2 separate regions of the Homo sapiens genome follow, and region 1 is linked to region 2. Evidence: read pairs that join two places in POLR2A ChIA-PET (ENCODE). Cell type or tissue: OCI-LY7. All regions are shown on one strand. Links, peaks and the distances in the headings refer to the core of each region. The heading gives the core; the rest is flanking DNA.

Evidence for each region. Peaks named below come from ENCODE experiments on the same cell type or tissue, not always from the same donor. Only the 100,000 strongest peaks of a DNase experiment are listed, where the experiment ranks them.
Region 1: POLR2A ChIA-PET joins it to region 2 with 6 read pairs; 3 of 35 experiments call an interaction of 5 or more read pairs at or near these places.

The regions. Positions count from the first base shown.
Region 1 is chr6:43,320,167-43,324,567 of GRCh38, reverse strand. No RefSeq gene overlaps it. Among named protein-coding and RNA genes, the nearest start is that of CRIP3, 14 kb to the right of the region's middle. In OCI-LY7, for the core only: no CTCF peak of the experiment used is centred there; a DNase peak (open chromatin) is centred at 1,937; H3K27ac peaks cover 665 bases.
Region 2 is chr6:43,456,997-43,461,397 of GRCh38, reverse strand. No RefSeq gene overlaps it. Among named protein-coding and RNA genes, the nearest start is that of DLK2, 3.6 kb to the right of the region's middle. RefSeq lists an enhancer at 4,352-4,401. In OCI-LY7, for the core only: a CTCF peak has its summit at 1,690 (motif pointing right); no DNase peak of the experiment used is centred there.

The sequences.
Region 1 (4,401 bases), core at 89-4,088, 140 kb after region 2:
TATTCTCTAGGTTGTCTTTTCAGTTTCATGATATCCTTTGATTGCCAAATCGAAGGTCTTAAAGATTTACCCTTTTGTATTCTTCTAAGAGTTTTACAGTTTTAGCTCTTATGTTTAGGTTGTTGTTCCATTTTGAGTAATTTTTATGTATGGTGTGAGGGATCCAACTCCATTTGTTGCACGTGAATATCTGGTTGTCCCAGCACCGTTTATGAAAAGACTGTTTATTCGCCCATTAAGAATCATGGCACCCTTAGTGAAAATCAGTTGGCCATAGATGTATGGGTTTATTTCTGAACTCATCATTCTACTCCATTGATTTATATGTGTTTCCTTATGCCAGTCCCACACTGTTTTGCTTACTGTAGCTTTGTAGTATGTTTTGAAATTGAGAAGAAGGAGTCCACCAACCTTGTTCTTTTTCAAGATTGTTTTAGCTCTTTGGGCCCTGTTGCAATTTCATGTGAATTTGAGGATCAGCTTTTCCATTTCTGCAAAAAAATCTTGAAATTGTGATAGGGAATGCATTGAATCTGTAGATTGCTTTGAATATTATCATCTTGATATCAAGTATTCTGATCCCTACACATGGGATACTTTTTCATTTATTTAGGTCGTCTTTAATCACTTTCAGCAGTATTTTGTAGTTTTTGTGTATGTCTTTCACCTCCATGGCTAAATCTAATACTAAGTATTTTATTATTTTATATGCTATTGTAATTGGTTTCTTAATTTCCTCTCAAAGTATTCATTGCAGGTGTATAGAAACCCAACTGATTTTCATGTGTTGATCTTGTACCCTGAAACTTTGCTGAATTCATTTACTTGTTCTAGTAGATTTTGTGTGTGTATAGATTCTTTGGAAATTTTTATTTTTTATTATATTTTACTTATTTATCTATTTACTTATTTGAGACAGAGTCTTGTTCTGTCACCCAGAATGGAGTACAGTGGTGTGATCATGGCTCACTACACCCTCAGCCTAGGCTCAAGCAATCTTCCCACCTCAGTCCCCCAAGCAGCTGGGACCACAGATGTACACCACCATACCTGGCTAATTTTTAAAATTTATACTGCTCAGGCTGGTCTCAAACTCCTGGGCTAGAGCAGTTCTCCTGCCTCAGCCTCCCCAAGTGCTGGGATTACAGGAGTGAGCCACCACACCCACCCTGGGATTTTTATATGCATAAAATCATGTCATCTTACAATAGAGATAGTTTTTCTTTTTCTTGCCTAATTGCTCCAGCTAGAACTTCAATACAATGTTAAGTAGCAGTGGTGAAAGTAGCATCCTTGTCTTACTGCTGATCATAAGGGGAAAACTTTAGTCTGAGTATGAAGTTAGCTGTAGGTTTTTCATAGATGCCCTTTATCATGTTGAAGGAGTTCCCTTCTATTCCTAGTGTCTTGAGAATTTTTATTATGAAAGGGTGTTGGATTTTATCAAATATTTTTTCTGTGTCAATTGAGATGATCATATGTGGAGTTTTTTCTTTTATTAATGTGGTATATTACATTGATTGATTTTCTTTTCCTTTTTTTTTTTTTTTTTTTTTTGAGAGATAGTCTTGCCCTGTTGCCCAGGCTGGAGTGCAGTGGCGTGATCTCAGCTCACGACAACCTCTGCCTCCCAGGTTCAAGCAATTCTCCTGCCTCAGCCTCCTGAATAGCTGGGATTACAGGTGCAGGCCACCACACCTGGCTTCTTTTTTATATTTTAGTAGAGACAGGGTTTCACCATTTTGGCCAGGCTGGTCTTGAACTTCTGACCTCAGGTGATCTGCCCGTCTCAGCCTCCCAAAGTGTTGGGATTACAGGCGTGAGCCACTGCGCCTGGCCTCTATTGTTTTTCTATTCTTTATTTCCTTTATCTCTGCTCTAATTGTTTCTGTGTCCTTCCTCCTGCTAGCTTCTCATTTAATTTACATTTCTCTTTTCAGTTCCTCAAGGTGTAATATTTGGTTGTTGATTGGAGATCTTTTTTTTTTTTTTTTTTTTTTTTTTTTTTGAGACAGAGTCTTACTCTGTCACCCTGGCTGAAGTGCAGAGGCATGATCTCAGTTCACTGCAACTTCCACCTCCTGGGTTCAAGTGATTCTCATGCCTCAGCCTCCCAAGTAGCTGGGATTACAGGCATGTGCCACCACGCCTGGCTAATTTTTGTATTTTTAGTAGAGATGGGGTTTTACCATGTTGACCAGGCTGGTCTCGAACTCCTGCCCTCAGGTGGATCCGCCCGCCTTGGCCTCCCAAAGTGCTGGGATTACAGGCGTGAGTCACTGCACCTGGTCAGATTGGAAATCTTTTAATAAAGTAAGTGTTTACAGCTATAATTTCTCTTGGCACATTTTTAACAGCGTCCCATAAGTTTTGAAGTGTTGTGGTTTTGTTTTTATTCATCTCAAAGTGTTTTATACCTTCTTTTATGAGTTCTTTGACTCATTGATTGTTTTAGGAACGTATTGTTTATCCAGGTGTAGTGGCTCATGCTTGTAATGGTTTACAGTGTAATCCCAGCATTTTGGGAGGCTGCGGTGGGAGGATTGCTTGAGGTCAGGAGTTTGAGATCATTTCAGGCAACAAAGCAAAACTTCACCTCTACCAAAAAATAAAAATAAAAAGTTAGCTGGCTGTGGTGGCTTGAGCCTGTAGTCCTAGCTACTCAGGAGGCTGAGGTGGGAGGATCACTTGATCCCAGGAGTTCAGGGTGCAGTGAGCTATGGTTATGCTACCACACTCCAGCCTGGGTGACAGAGCAAGACACTGTTCAAAAAAAAAAAAAAAAGAACGTGTTGTTTAATTTCTATATGCTTATGAACTTATCAGTTTTCCTTGTTACTGATTTCTAGCTTCATTGCATTGTGGTTGGTGAAGATACTTGTATGATTTAGGTATTTTTCTAATGTATTATTTTGTAGCCACACTTGCTTTATGACCTAACACATGATCTGTCCTGGAGAATGTTTCATACACTTGAAAAGAATGCACATTCTGCTATTGTTGGGTAAAGTGTTTTATATGTCTGTTAGGTCTACTTGGTTTAGTGTTGTTAAAGTCTTCTGTTTTCTTATCAAACTTCTGTCTAGATGTTCTATTTACTATTGAAGTGTCGTACTGGAGTCTCCAACTATTATTGTAGAACTGTCTATGATCAGCTCTCCATAACCATGGATTCCACATCCACAGATTCAACCAATCATGAATCAAAAATATTTGAAAAAGTTAAAATAAAAAATAATAATACAACAATTAAAAAATACAAATAAAAACAATTGTAGTATACCAACTGTTTACATAGCATTTATATTTTATTAGGTATTATAAGTAATCTAGAGATTATTTAAAGTATATAGGAGGATGTACATAGGTTATATGCAAATAGTACACCACTTCATATAAGGGATTTGAGTACTTGCAGAGTTTGTTATCCAACAGGGGTCCTGGAACCAATCCCCTGCATATACAGAAGGACAACCATATTTCTCTCCCTTCAGTTTTGTCAGTACTTGCTACATATATGTTGGGCTTCTGTTGTCTGATGCATGTATGTTTATAGCTGCTATATTTCTTCTTGATCATTTGACCCTTTTATCAATATATAATGACTTTCTTTGTCTCTTGTAACAACTTTTTTTATTTTATTTTATTTATTTATTTATTTTTTTAAGAAACAGGGTCTTGCTCTGTTGCTTGGGTAGGCATGAGTGCAATGGCAGGATCATAGCTCACTGCATCCTTGAGCTCCTGGACTCAAGCAATCCTCCCACTTCAGCCTCCAAGTAACTGGGACTGTAGGCTCATGCCATGGCGCCCAGCTAATTATTTTAAAATTATTTTGTAGAAATGGGGGTCTCACTGTGTTGCCTAGGCTGGTCTTGAACTCCTGGCGTCAAGTGATCCTCCTTCCTCAGCTTCCCAAAGTGCTGGGATTACAGGCATGAGCCACTACATTCAGCCTCTTTTAACAATTTTTTTTACTGAAAGTCTGTTTTATCTGGTGTTAGTATATCTATCTCAGCTCTCTTTTGATTACTATTTCCACGGAATATCTTTTTTCATTCTTTTCAACCTATGTTTATCTTTGGATCTAAAATGAGTCTCCTTCAGGTAAGAAAGGAGCTGTAAACAAAATTTTAAGAAGAATAAAGTAAAATAAAATGAATCTCTTATATACAGCATATAGTTGGATCATGTTTTTTCTTATCCATTCTGCCAATTTCTGTCATTTAATTGATGTTTTAATCCATTCAGCTTACTCTGACAAAATAGCTTAGATTGGGTAATTTAAAAACAACAGAAATTTACTGCTCACAGTTCCAAAGGCTGGGAAGTCCAAGATCAAGGTGCTTACAGATTTGGTGTCTGGTGAGAACCTTCTTCCTCATAGATGAAAGTCTTTTC
Region 2 (4,401 bases), core at 123-4,122:
TCAGGAGTTCGAGACCAGCCTGGCCAACATGGTAAAACCCCATCCCTACTAAAAATACAAAAAATTAGCTGGACGTGGTGTCACGTGTCTATAATCCCAACTACTCAGGAGGCTGAGGCTGAGGCAGTAGAATCACTTGAACCCGGGAGATGGAGGTTGCAGTGAGCTGAGATCGTGCCATTGCACTCTGGCCTGGGGGACAGAGTGAGGCTCTGTCTCAAAAAAAAAAAAAAAAAGAAAAAGAAAAAGAAAGACAAGGCTGACAGGCTGACTTATTCACAGTAGGCACAGTGCCTAAGTTCTATAATACTTTTAAGGGCCCACAAAATGTTTTCGTTTTGAATTTATTTTAAAATCAGAAGAAAAAATGAATACAATAAAAATAAGTATATAATAATGAATTCAGGCCAGGCACAGTGGCTCACGCCTGTAATCCCAGCACTTTGGGAAGCCAAGGCAGGCAGATCACCTGAGGTCGGGAGTTCGAGACCAGCCTCACCAAAATGGAGAAAACCTGTCTCTACTAAAAATACAAAATTAGCTGGGTATGGTGGCACTTGCCTGCAATCCCAGCTACTTGGGAGGCTGAGGCAGGAGAATCGCTTGAACCTGGGAGGTGGAGGTTGCGGTGAGCCAAGATCGTGCCGTTGCACTCCAGCCTGGGCAACAACAGCAAAACTCCATCTCAAAAAAAAAAAAAAATGAATTCAGCCTGGATTATAGTAGTCCTTATACTGATGTAGTTATGTAATATAATTTTTAATATTCTTTTATGGAGGAAGGGACCCACTAAGGTGAAATGGCTAAGGCCCATGAAAGCCATGATGTGGCTTTTATGAGAGATCGCAGTGGGTTAGCAGAATTGTTTGAGCCAAGGTGCTAGAGGTCATGGTCTGGAAAGATAGGAGTTGGTAATAGGAAAGTGTGATACTTAAAATAGAGATGATGGAGTGTGTGAAGCTATTGGTAGCAACAAGGTTTAGGGTGGGATCATCTTTCTCACTGGAGAGGAAGAAATCAAGGAAATGAGAAGCTGGTTTTATCAGATATCTATTGCTATATTAACAAACCATTCCAAAATTTAGTGGCTTAAAACAACCACCATTTATCTGCTTATAGCTTGGCAATATGGGCTGGGCTCTGCTGAGCAGTTCTTCTGTTTGTCTTGCCTAGGTTCACTCATGTGGCTGCAGTCATCTGGAAGCTTAACTGGGGCCAGGTAATCCAATATGACTGCACGTCTAGTGGTTGTTGGCCAGGGTACCTCAGCTCTCCTCCACGGGGCGTTTCATCTTCCAGTAGGCTAGATGGACTTCTTGACATGATGTTGGAAGCATTCTAAGAGGCAAAGCGGCAAGCTGCAAGTCTCTTGAGACCTAGACCCTAGGAACTCACACAACATCATTTCTACCCCATTCTATCAGCTAAAGCAAGTCATAAGGCCAGCCCAGATTCAAGCAAGAGGTTGAGAAATATACTCCACCTCTTGCTGGGAAAAGCAGCAAAATAATTGCAAAGCGTCTTGTAGAACAGGAGGAAGAAAAGTGGCCATCTTTGCAATCTATCACACTTGTTGGAAGAACTGTCTATGTCATATTGAATCATCAAGAATCACCAATAATTTGACAGAAGTGAGAGTGAAGAGACTGACAAGCCAGGTGCTAAAATCTTCAAAGCACAAGGGGGCACTAAGTGATACCTCTAATGGCATCAACTACCTTTATTATTTCATGAGTGAATCTCAGTACATTTTATCAGTTAAAAAGAATTTATTTTTCATGACTTCTTTGACTCAGTCACTCATCAATTCAGACTTGATCATAAGGAAGGAGCCTAAAACATGGGGAAAAAACCTACCTTCATAAAAATGTGTGGCACTAATAAATATTATCTGGGAGCTGTATCCTCAGTGGCTCTGGTATCTAATGGTAATATATGACTACTCAATATTTGTTGAATGAATTTATAATGACAAAAAAAGTAAACAACCTAAGCAGCCAATAACTAGGGCTAAGTAAAGTAAATATAGTATATCTATTTAATGGAATATCACATAGCCATAAAAAATGCTTTTGAGAACTATCAATATATGACATGGAGTAAAAAAAAGCAGGATACAATACTGTAGGTACATTATGATTATACCTCTGTAAAAATATCTGAATGGAAAAAAGGAATCAAAACAACAATAATTGTGGTTTTCTCAAGCTAGTAGGATTGTGGGTGGTTTTTTTCCTTTCCTTTTCTTTGAGATGGAGTCTTGCTCTTGTTGCCCAGGCTAGAGTGCAGTGGCATGATCTAGGCTCACCGCAACCTCTGCCTCCCAGGTGCAAGCGATTCTCCTGCCTCAGCCTCTCAAGTAGCTGGGATTAAAGGCAGGTGCCACCACGCCCGGCTAATTTTGTATTTTTAGTAGAGACAGGTTTTCTCCATGGTGGTGAGGCTGGTCTCGAACTCCTGACCTCAGGTGATCTGCCTGCCTTGGCCTCCCAAAGTGCTGGATTTACAGGCGTGAGCCACCGCGCCCAGCCAGTTTGCTTTCTTTTTTTTTTTTTTTTTGAGACGGAGTCTCGCTCTGTCACCCAGGCTGGAGTGCAGTGGTGCTATCTCGGCTCACTGCAAGCTCCGCCCCCTGGGTTCATGCCATTCTCCTGCCTCAGCCTCCCGAGTAGCTGGGACTACAGGCGCCTGCCACCACACCCAGCTAATTTTTTGTATTTTTAGTAGAGACGGGGCTTCACCGTGTTAGCCAGGATGGTCTCGATCTCCTGACCTCATGATCCTCTCACCTCAGCCTCCCAAAGTGTTGGGATTACAGGCGTGAGCCACCGCACCTGGCCTTTTTCTTTTTACTTTATTCTAAAAAAATGTTAGGCTGGGCACGGTGACTCATGCCTGTAACCCTAGCACTTTGGGAGGCCAAGGCCGGTGGACCACTTGGGGTCACTTCGAGACTAGCCGGGCCAACATGGCGAAACCCCGTCTCTACTGAAAATGCAAAAATTAACTGGGCAGGCCGAGGGCAGTGGCTCACGCCTGTGATCCCAGCACTTTGGGAGGCCAAGCGGGCAGATGACCTGAGGTCAGGAGTTGTAAACCAGCCTGGCCAACATGGCGAAACCCTGTCTCCACTACAAATACAAAAATTAGCCTGGCTTGGTGGGGGCGCGCCTGTAATCCCAGCTACTCGGGAGGCTGAGGCAGAAGAATTGCTTGAACCCGGGAGGCGGAGGTTGCAGTGAGCCAAGATGGAGCCATTGCACTTCAGCCTGGGTGACAGAGCGAGACCCTGTCTCAAAAAAAAAAAAAAAAAAAAAGAGTTAATTAAACAAACAGAATTTTAAAAAAATTTATTGAATACCTACTATGCCAGGCATTGTTTTAGACACTGGGGATGCTGTGATGAGCAAGAAAACATCCCAGACCTCTGGAGTTTGCTTTGTAGTGGGGAGATGGTCAATAAACAATAAATATTTAATATAATGTCAGATAATGATATCTGACAGAGAAAAGCACTGAAAGTCTCGAGAAAAAAAAATTAGCTGGGCGTGGTGGCGCTGTGCCTGCAATTCCAGCTATACTGGAGGCTGAGACGAGGTTGTACTGAGCTGAGGTTGCACTACTGCACTCCAGCCTGGGCGACAGAGTGATAATCTCAAGGAAAAACAAACAAACAACAACAAAAAACAAGTTATAGATGTTCATTGTTTAAAAAAAAAAAAAAAGGGGCGGGCGCGGTGGCTCACGCCTGTAATCCCAGCACTTTGGGAGGTCGAGGCGGGCGGATCACGAGGTCAGGAAATCAAGACCATCCTGGCTACCATGGTGAAACCCCGTCTTTACTAAAAATACAAAAAAAAATTAGCCGGGCGGGGTGGTGGGCGCCTGTAGTCCCAGCTACTTGGGACGTTGAGGCAGGAGAATGGCGTGAACCTGGGAGGCGGAGCTTGCAGAGAGCCGAGATAGCGCCACTGCACTCCAGCTTGGGCCACAAAGCGAGACTCCGTCTCAAAAAAAAAAAAAAAAAAAAAAAAAAAAGTGTTAATGCTGAAAAGTATTAATAAGAAAAAAAAAAAAACCTCTATAATTCGATCATCCAGAGAAAAGCACTGCCAATGTCAAAGTACGTTCTTCTTTGTTTCCGGCTTCCCCCCACCGCACTTTACATATTCTTAGCTTTTTTGGACATCTTTAGACGTCAAAAAAAAAAAAAAGTATTTTTAACAGTCACATAGTGTTGATGTGCCATAATTTATTTGCCTACAGTAATTTTTGAATTATAGGTTGTTTGCAATTTTTCACCAAAAAAAAAAATGTGTTTAAACAAAATGAATGGTACAGCCATGTCATTACTCAAATTCAGAGAGCTCTTCAGGGAAGAGGCGATCACAGCTGAGAGGA